Regions from separate parts of the Homo sapiens genome. Here region 1 is linked to region 2. Evidence: chromatin loops called from intact Hi-C (ENCODE). Cell type or tissue: body of pancreas. All regions are shown on one strand.

Region 1 (5,000 bases), 650 kb before region 2:
TCGTTCTTCTCCAATTACTGTCTTTATTTTCCTGAAAATAGTCCCTTTTTGTTGCTTAAGCCAGATGGAGGAAATCTGTAGTTTGGAACCAAAGGTTTTGACTAATACACTAAGAAGCCACCAACTAGTAGCCTCTGCTTTTTCTACTCTGCCATTTTAAAAACGAAGAAACAAATATGGAGAGGTTAATACATGCTTTTGTTTTTCAAAAACTAACTTTAGAATACATGTCGTCTAACTGTGTATCTAGTACTCTTTCTACCATTACCATGCCATTTAGAGGGTCAGTGAAACCATGCTCTTTAAGGATGTAGCTTTAAAATATATGTATGGAATTTATTTTATTAAAAAAAATTATGACATAGGTCAGGTATCCCTTATCTGAACTGGTTGGGACCAGAGTGTTTTGAATTTGAGATTTTAGAATAATTGCATATATATAATGAGATACCTTGGGGACTCAAGTCTAAACAAAAAATTCATTTATGTTTTGTATGCACCTTATACCCACAACTTGAAGGTAATTTTATTTTACCCTTGGGACGCTGAGTAAACATGGTGCCACGTTCCTACATTTTGACTGGGTTCTACCACATGAGGTCAGGTGTGAAATTTTCCATTTGTGGCTTCATGTGAGTGCTCAAAAAGTTTCCAACTTTGGAGAATTTTGGATTTTGGATTTTTGGAGTAGGGATGCTCAACCTGTAGTTAATTTTATGTGTCATCTTCACTGGATCAGGGGATGTCCAGATAGTTGGTTAAAGACTATTTTTGGGTGTGTCTGTGAGAGTGTTTCCAGATGACATTAGCATTTGAATTGGTGGGCTCAGTAAAGTAGATTGCCATCCGCAATGTAGTTGGTCATCATCAAATCCACTGAGGGGCCAGGATCTGTGGCTCATGCCTGTAATCCTAGCACTTCGGGAGGGCCGGGAGGGCGGATTGCTTGAGCCCAGGAGTTTGAGACCAGCACTGGCAACATGGCAAAACCCTGTCTCCACCAAAAATACAAAAATTAGCCAGGTGTGGTGTCACATGCCTGTAGTTCCAGCTACCCAGGAGGCTGAGGTGGGAGGATCGTCTGAGCCTGGGAGGTTGAGGCTGCAGTGAGCCTTTCCCAGCCTGGGCGACAGAGTGAGACCCTGTCTCAAAAAATATATATATATCAATTCAGGGCCTGAATAGAATAAAAGGCAAAAGTAGGGAAAATGTGCCCCTTTTTGGCCCCACTGTTTGAGCTGGGACATCTCATTTCATCTTCTTTTGCCCTCAGAGTAGGATTTATATCATTGGCTCTCCTTGGCCTTTGGACTCAGACTACATTATGCCAGCAGCCTTCCTGGGTCTCCAGCTTGCAGATGGCTGATCCCAAGACTTCTCAGCCTCCATAATCCTCTATAACTGTATGAGCTAAGTCTTCATCGTGTGTGTGTGTGTGTGTGTATGTATGTATGTATGTATGTGTATGTGTATCTCCTGTTATCTGTTTCTCTGGTGAACTCTGACTAATACAAATGTCCGTTATTATGTTATTATCTAAAGATCGCCTTGAACTCTTTTTTTTCCCATAATGGGGCCCCTTGATTTCATTCCTAAGCACATGGTGTAAAAGGTTTAGATTACAAATTTGCTACCATATAAGGTAGCCATCTGTGTTTAACACTCTATTCAAAGCTGTCCTGAAGTGACTCAAGGAAGAGTGAGGAATACTAAATGGAAAATATGGCAAACTCAGCCAAATGTCTATCCCTGTTGTTAGAGGAATAATTCAAACTGCAAGCCCTTCTGATAAGAGTTGGCACATCTTCATTCATTCCCATGGTTTTTGTTTGAAAAGATTCTCCCAGCTTCTATTTCTTTTTCATATCACAGACCAACACCTTTCTTCAAGAAAAAAAACATTGTCAGTCTAATCCACTTGAGGGTGCTGTAAGATCATCATGGTATCCAGTTTTATGTCCTTCACCAGAAAACCTGCTAACTAAACAAGGATTTAGGGATGGGGAACTGTGACCCTATTATATACAGTCATTTTGGGATAATTTTATGTCTAACACTGTCTCCACCTTTTAGTGACTGATAAATGTTTTGAGGATATTATTTTAATTTAAATCAGTTCATATCTCATTAGAATTGATTAACTTAGTAATCTTGAGTTATTTTTTTCTAAGAAGAAAGATTACTGATTTCAGTTTCAATTCAGCATGGTTCTAAACAGACCCAGAGGTGAATATTGCACAACTCCAGGACAAGAGGCCAGAGTAGTGATACACTATAATCCATCTTCAGGGTATGTGGTATTCCTGGAGATGTGCAACTTTTGATCAGTTGTAGTGACCATCTGCAGTGCTAGTCTCAGCTAGCATTTCTTTCATGTTTGTCTTTGTTTACAAAAAGGATGAGGAAATAGAATGAAGATATTTCAGATTAAATCTATCATGATTGTTAGAAAAAAAGTCAAAAGATGTGTGTAATACTGATATGGAATAGGTTAAGGTGTTTGTCATCAGGTTCTTGGTCATGACTGCTCATAAAGACACACACACATACACACACACACACCTCTTAGATTCTCAGATTCTTGTTTTGCAGCAATTTCTCAGAATGCTATATGGGAGAACATGTCAGGATTATCATCAAAAGAATTGAAAGTTTAATGCTCAATAAATAGTATTTGTCAGTACATTCTGGATTGCTTCGATTTTTTAAATGCAATTTAGACATTCCTTTAAAATGAAAGCAATTGGTCATCTTCTAATTTTTAAACACATTCTTTTTTGTTTTATTGACAGCAGCACTAAAGGAGAATTTTGGGGAGTAGAAATATATTAGTGGCTTAGTATATTGCCCTTCTTAATGGAATTCATTGGAAGATCCAGTATGTCAGGGAAATGATTTAACCTTGATCTGGACCACATTAGACATAGCCTTTGATTATCTGTAGACATAATGGTCAAGTTGCCAAATGCATTAATTTATTCATTTAATAAATATTTGAGGCTTAGGCTGTATTTTAGGTGTTAGGAATATAATAGTGAAAAAAATACACCAACCTCCCTGCCTCTATGGAGTTTATATTCTGGAGGGAGACATATGATGAGTAACAAATATAATAAATAAGTAAATGATATAGTGCATGTATTAGAAGGTGATAGATCCTATACAGAAAGAAGTAAGTCAGGGTAAGGGGCATTGGAAGTACAGGGGGGTGGGTGTGGTAGTTTTTTTAATTATTTATTTATTTATTTATTTATTTATTTATTTAATTTTTTTTTTTGAGACGGAGTCTTTCTCCAGGCTGGAGTGCAGTGGGTCAATCTCGGCTCACTGCAAGCTCCGCCTCCTGGGTTCGCGCCATTCTCCTGCCTCAGCCTCCCAAGTAGCTAGGACTACAGGCACCCCGCCACCATGCCCAGCTAATTTTTTGTATTTTTAGTAGAGACGGGTTTCACCGTGTTAGCCAGGATGGTCTCAATCTCTTGATCTCATGATCCGCCCTCCTTGGCCTCCCAAAGTGCTGGGATTACAGGCGTGAGCCGCCGCGCCTGGCCTGGGTGTGGTAGTTTTAAATAGTTACAGCAGATCTCATTAAGAGGGTGACATTTGAGCAAAGATTTGAAGTAGATGAGGAGTTAGTCATTCAACCTGTTTGAGGGAAAAGAGTTCCAGGCAGAGGGAACAACCAATGCAAGGGTCCTGAGACAGGAAGGTATTTGATGTATTTGAGAAATAGCAAGGAAGGCGGTGTGGCAGGAACAGAGTGAGCATGGAGGATGGACGTATGGGGCTTTGTAGGCCATTGCAAGAACTTGGCTTTTACTGTTAGTGGTTGGGAGTAGCTTCAGGGTTTTAAGGAGGAGGGCACATTATGACTTTCATTATAAAAGTATCACTTTGGCTGTTATCTAGGTAGGAATTGATTAAATACCTATTGCTCACAATAAAAGGGAGAAAGTTTTGTAGGATGTCTTCTTATTTCTTAGCAAACATAATTTCATTTTAAAATTTACCTATCATTGCATAGAATAAGAATATGAAGTTTCAATAGCTGCAAGAAGATTAAGAGTGTAGGGCCGGGCGCTGTGGCTCACGCCTGTAATCCCAGCACTTTGGGAGGCCGAAGCAGGCGGATCACCTGAGGTCAGGAGTTTGAGACCAGACTGACCAACATGAAGAAACCCCATCTCTACTAAAAATATAAAATTAGCCAGGCGTGGTGGCGCATGTCTGTAATCCCAGCCACTTGGGAGGCTGAGGCAGGAGAATCGCTTGAACCCAGGAGGCAGAGATTGCGATGAGTTGAGATCGCGCCGTTGCACTCCAGCCTGGGCAACCAGAGCGAGACTCTGTCTCAAAAAAAAAAAAAAAAAAAAAAAAAAAAAAGAATGTGCGCAATTATGAAATAGGGAGTTATCATAGTGGAAAGAGCTTAGCCCAGAAGTCCCAGCTGTATTTTGAGTAAATAATCTAATCTTCCATGCCTCTCTTGCCACCTTTAAAACTAAGGGATTGGATGAGATGAACTTTGAGATCTAACCCTTAACATTCATTGTTCTATGATGAACAGTTCAGGTGCTAAAACTGCATGTCTCTCTTTAAGTCAGTGTGCTTCTTTTTCTATGAAATCTGTATGAAGTTATTTTCCTATTGTATTGCAGTACTGGTAAGTGTGGCTTCCTACTGTGGCTGGTCTCTTTAAATGAATGAGATTCTTTACAGTTCCTTTAGTTGTAGTTAGAAAAGGGACCAGCCACAGAAGTCACAGGGGGAGATTGGCTGATCACTGTTTGGAAGTCTCAGTGTGGCAGTTCCATCAGGTAGATTGAGTTCTGGACACTGATCCTTAGTTTTTCAAGTGCAGAAATTCAAGTAAGGCTCGACATACTGATACACACTAACCAAATTAAACACTGATTTAGAAATCAAGTTGACAATGTATTAAGGGTGAACTGTAAGCTTGACATACTGATACACACTAACCAAATTAAACACTGATTTAG
Region 2 (5,000 bases):
TTAGAGAGATTTAGAAAGTTATTTAATGGCACACAGTATTAAGTGACAGGGAAAGGATCTCAGCCAGGAAGTAAAGTCTGTGCTCTTAATGACTGTTCCAAATATCCTCTCTCAGTAGGGACACCAGCTCAGAAACCTGAGTCATCATTCAGGAAATCTGTCCCAGCCCTGGTGTCCCAATACTTAAAATTTAGGTGATTTCACCCTGTCCCAACCATTCTAAAAAGGAGCAAGCTGAGAATCCCCATTCTGCCAGCTTCTTCTGGTTGCTAGAGATGTGATATGAAGACCACGGTAAACTTGGCTCTATACGATTAAATAACAAGGGAACCAATTGCAAATTGGCTTCAATTTTTCACTCTGTTATGTCCAAAGAAGACTATAAAACAGAAGTTCTGAGTGCAAGCATTGCACAGCTTTTCTCATTTCAAATGTAACTTTGAAATCAGCATGACAACCTGCTATCAAGAAATAAACATATTGACAGGCAACCTTGCCTTGTGAAGCGGACACAGAGGGAGATGTTAAGAGACCTGAGTGAACGTCCTGATTCTGCCCACTTACTAGTTTTGTAATCTTGCATTTCACTTCATTTCAGTGATTTCTGTTTCTGTATGTGTAGAGATAGAGTTTGCACATTGTTATGGGGAAACCCTTCAATGTACTGTAGGTGCTCAACAAATGTTTGCAATCCTTCCTTGAACATCAATTGAAAACTGTTGAAAACGGCCTTAAAATGGGCATAAATTGGAATCTTACAAGATTTACCAGAATTGGTTTATAAACTCAGTATAGCAGTAACATGTGATAAGGTCATTTAAAAGAACATAATTCTGTTTTTCAAAAAAGACATTTATTGAACTGGAGGAAAAGGAAGGGATGAGAATGGGAAACTGACATTTATTAAGCTCCTGGTCTCTGCCAGGCCATGTTAGACCTTTCCAGGCATTTCGTTTATTCCTCGTAACAGTCTTGTGAGATAGCCATTTTTATCCCCATTATCATAAATGGTGAGCTGTAAGACTGAGAGGTTAAGGAAACTGCTTGAGTGTCCAAGACTGGATTTGAACTCAAGTCCCCAGACTACCTGAGCCTTTCTAGTGGGGACCATAGTGTCTATTGATTTTTGTTGAGCAAAAGTCTCTTCTTAGAAGGCTGGATTGAGTGTAAACCTCCCATCTTTTATGCATCTCTGAAAGTAGCAGTCTGCTATCATCTGAGTTAATAGTTGCTCTTCCAACAGAGATTTGTGGACACAAAATTTCTAAAATTTCTGATATATTCCCTCCATTCCCTAAAATTTGTAATGGCTCCTGATGAACTACCCGGACATCATGATGACCTGTTTCTATATTAAAAAGTAGCCTTTGAATTCATAAATTGTTCTAATTGTAATTTGAGTGGAATATAAGTTTATAAACTTTTTCAGTTTTTTGGGGGGGGGAGGGCATATTCTTCTGGCAAGTTTGTTGAGAGAGCCCCATTGAGAGTAGGCATCACTTGTCCTCAATGTGTGAGTTACCCAGTTTTACCAGGAAGCCTTATCTGGTCCTGCTTCCTTCTGCTTTACCCAGGGAATTTGAATAGCTGATGTGGAAAGGAAAAAGGAGATGGAGCACAATTGGTAGAATTAAGCATTGTGTTGAGAATTGTTACTGAGTCCTTCAAGAGACCTTTGTCTGACTTGAGCATCTAAGAATTCAAGCCTTGTTTTTCTCTCTCATATATAATGACAGCAGCGGGCCACAGATGTCACGTGCTTAGTGCTCACCGCCTCTGCTGTCTTATTGTGATTCTCCACGTGGTGGAATAAAACATTGCACACAGAATGCAGACCACATTCAGCTTCCCAGAAAGTTAGCTTCCAGTGAGCAGAAACTGAATTTCCATACCTAAATTCTATAGGAAAGGATTCGACTAATTGGACATGAGTTTCTGTTCTCCTCACAATAATTTACTGCAGGCTAATTATTACACATTTAAATACTTTGGATAAATGAATTAAAAGCCAGTTTTCCTCTTTATTCATCCAATTCATTAGATGATTTCATTTTAGGAAATGAGGAAGTAGATGTGATTAATTGTGCAACAAATGAGCAATTCACTCACTTATACAAGGAATAAGAATCTCTGTGCTAAGAGATGGAATGATTTGTTTCCCCACTGCCAAGGTGGCTGCTGGCCATACAGGGCATAGTGTTCATACAGTGCAAATGCTGATGATAGCGCTAACCTAATATAAAGATGCTTGCTTGAAATCCAGAGCAATCTTCATCTACCATAAATAGGAAAGTAAGCAGGATTCTAAAAGTAAATATAGTAAAATAATAATAACAACAATAATATTCAACTCATATAGTTCATTACTTTTGCAAGTGCTTTGGTATATGTTACGTCATTTGATTGTCACACAACGACACTGGATGTTAGTATTGTTACTATCCCCATTTTACAGATAAGGAAACAGGTTCAGAGGACATTACTGCATTGCTGGAGGACACATAGCCCATAAGTAGCAGAGCCAGAATTGGAACGCAGGCCTCCTGATGCCAAAGTAATACGGCCTTTCCATTATGTCTACTATATGTAACCTAAGAGGACAAAATGGAGAGAGGAAGAAAAGATCAATCTGAAAGCTGCGTCCTTTGGTTGTTCTAGCTCAGGTCACCACACATGCTAACTCCCTGTTCCCATCAAAAGGCAGCTGGCCTTGAAGGGCTGGAGCAGGGTCGAGTATACAGGAGACTCAGTTGACAGGTGAACTCTGTCCCAGTCCACTGTCTTCCATGTGTGCGTCCCAGTGAAGGCAGAGTCCTGGGAAGAAACCATCCGTCTCATGCGCCTGGGTCGAGAGAGGGAATCCGGGTGCAGTGGGAGGGAGGTGAGGACCAAAGAATTCAAGATAAAGGAGATTCCGCGCCTCCGAGTGCCTACCGGTGCCACTGCCCTGCAGAAGCGCTGGGGCCTTGGGCATGCGCGCAGCGGGCGCGGTCACAGGCTCCAGCCCCGCCCAGCCGCCTCCGCGGTCCCGCAGTGTTGTCATTGCTCTGGCAACTGCGGACACATCCCACGCCAGAACAGCCGCGAGAGGGACATCGGGTTCGGAGTGGCCCTCCTCAGGCTCCAGGTGCAAAGTGCTCCAAAACAAAGCAGCAGAAATAGCAGCCACGAAAAGGAGCCCTCGGAGGAGAAATGAGGCCCAGGCTTCTTGGGAGAAGATGCAGAAAGGGCTGTCACAATTAATTTCAGTCCGGAGGCCAGTTTCTGGAAGGGTTCAATAGACTAGAAGTACATACAGACGGCAACAGCTTTTCCTCCAGTGGTAAAAAGCAGAGTGAACTTTAAATCCAGATCCTCTTCCTCCAATCAACCTTTTCTTTGAAAAGCTGATAATCTTTTCTTTTCTTCTTTTTTTTTTTTTTTTTTTGAGGAGTCTCACTCTGTCACCCAGGTTGGAGTGCAGTGGCGCGATCTGGGCTCACTGCAACCTCCGCCTCCCGGGTTCAAGCGATTCTCCTGCCTCAGCCTCCCAAGTAGCTGGGATTACAGGCGCCCACCACCACGCCTAGCTAGTTTTTGTATTTTTAGTAGAGACGGGTTTTCACTGTGTTGGCCAGGCTGGTCTCGAACTCCTGACCTCGTGATCCGCCCACCTCTGCCTCACAAAATCCTGGGATTACAAGCGTGAGCCACTGGGCCTGGCCAAATAATCTCATTTTCAAAGTGAGAAATATTCTATTCTTATAACTAGTATGAGCTGTGTTGGAAAGTTTTCTACTCACTCTTTTCTACCAGGTTAATCAATGTTGTGGGTAGGAGCTTGGATTTTGGCATCGCACAGACTGGCGTTCAAATTCACACTATGCTATTTATTGACTGTGACTTTTGAACAAATACCTTCCCTGATTCTCAGTCCCTTCATCTGTGAAATGGGGGAAATGCCACCAACCTGATAAAGTTATTTTGAGAATTACATGAAGTACTGAATGTTGAACGCTTACTATAACATCATGGTGAATGAAATAATGCAGACACAAAAGGAAAAATACTGTATGGTTCCATATATATGAAGTACCTCGTAGAGAATTTTGAGCTGAGGGGAAGGGCAAGAGTTCTTGTTTAATGGCTGCAGAATTCCAGTTGGGGGAAAGGTGTGGAGATGATCACACAACAATGTGAACGTATAAATGCCGCTGAACTGTACATGTTTAAATCGGCAAAATGGTAAATGTATATTATGCATATTTTAACACAATAAAATAAACAAATTTTAAAATGTTTACAGTAGAGCTTGGCGCACAATAAATGGCTCTAATCTTGTGCCCCACCCTTCACATACTTCTATCACTTGCTATTATTTGCACTGTATTTTATCCACTGCGTCTGCCACTGTTACATTTCAATCTTCTTGAAAGTGAAAGACCGCTGGTTATATCTTATTCATCTTTTCTACCTCTGGCCTACCATAACGCCTGGCACATGTTAAGCACTCATTAAATGATTTGGGGAAAAAGAGGTAGCTCAAGACTCTTCCCCTCCTGTTTCTTACATTTTTAAAACCTCTCAACATTGTAAAAGGTCACTTATTTCTCTTTTCGTGCTAGAAGATCCTTATTTTGGACTAAAATGGTAAGTTCACACTATTGTACCAATGTATTATTTAAGCTTCAATAAATGAAGGAGACATTTCTCTAAATTAGGCCTCTGAGGATTGGATCCATGTTGTTCTTAAGGAGTTACGTCTTGCTCTAAATATACAGGCAGAGCAAAAGTGGAGCATGGGTTGCTGTTCCTTTAGAGGTAAATTAATGCTGTATAGAGTATTCTATGTCCAGTATATAACTGGAGCCCCACATGGTTCTCTCTTCATGCAGTACCATTTCAAAGAAACAGTAGCCAGATGGCATAAGCTTTGAAGAAACCGTAGACCATTAATGAAGTTTCCTGATAGTGGCAACTAAGGGGATCCCGTAGCACTTCATGCAGAAAGTCTCTCAAAA

What was found. Peaks named below come from ENCODE experiments on the same cell type or tissue, not always from the same donor. Only the 100,000 strongest peaks of a DNase experiment are listed, where the experiment ranks them.
Region 1: a loop joins it to region 2, with 3 times the contacts of the local background. A loop is called at or near these places in 8 of 110 quality-filtered maps.

The regions. Positions count from the first base shown.
Region 1 is chr3:180,592,077-180,597,076 of GRCh38, reverse strand. The region is part of intron 1 of TTC14-DT (TTC14 divergent transcript); the gene reads left to right. Among named protein-coding and RNA genes, the nearest start is that of TTC14-DT, 7.5 kb to the left of the region's middle. In body of pancreas, a CTCF peak has its summit at 1,924; no DNase peak of the experiment used is centred here.
Region 2 is chr3:179,940,445-179,945,444 of GRCh38, reverse strand. The region is part of intron 2 of PEX5L (peroxisomal biogenesis factor 5 like); the gene reads left to right. Among named protein-coding and RNA genes, the nearest start is that of PEX5L-AS2, 45 kb to the right of the region's middle. RefSeq lists an enhancer at 3,050-3,129. In body of pancreas, no CTCF peak of the experiment used is centred here; a DNase peak (open chromatin) is centred at 3,014.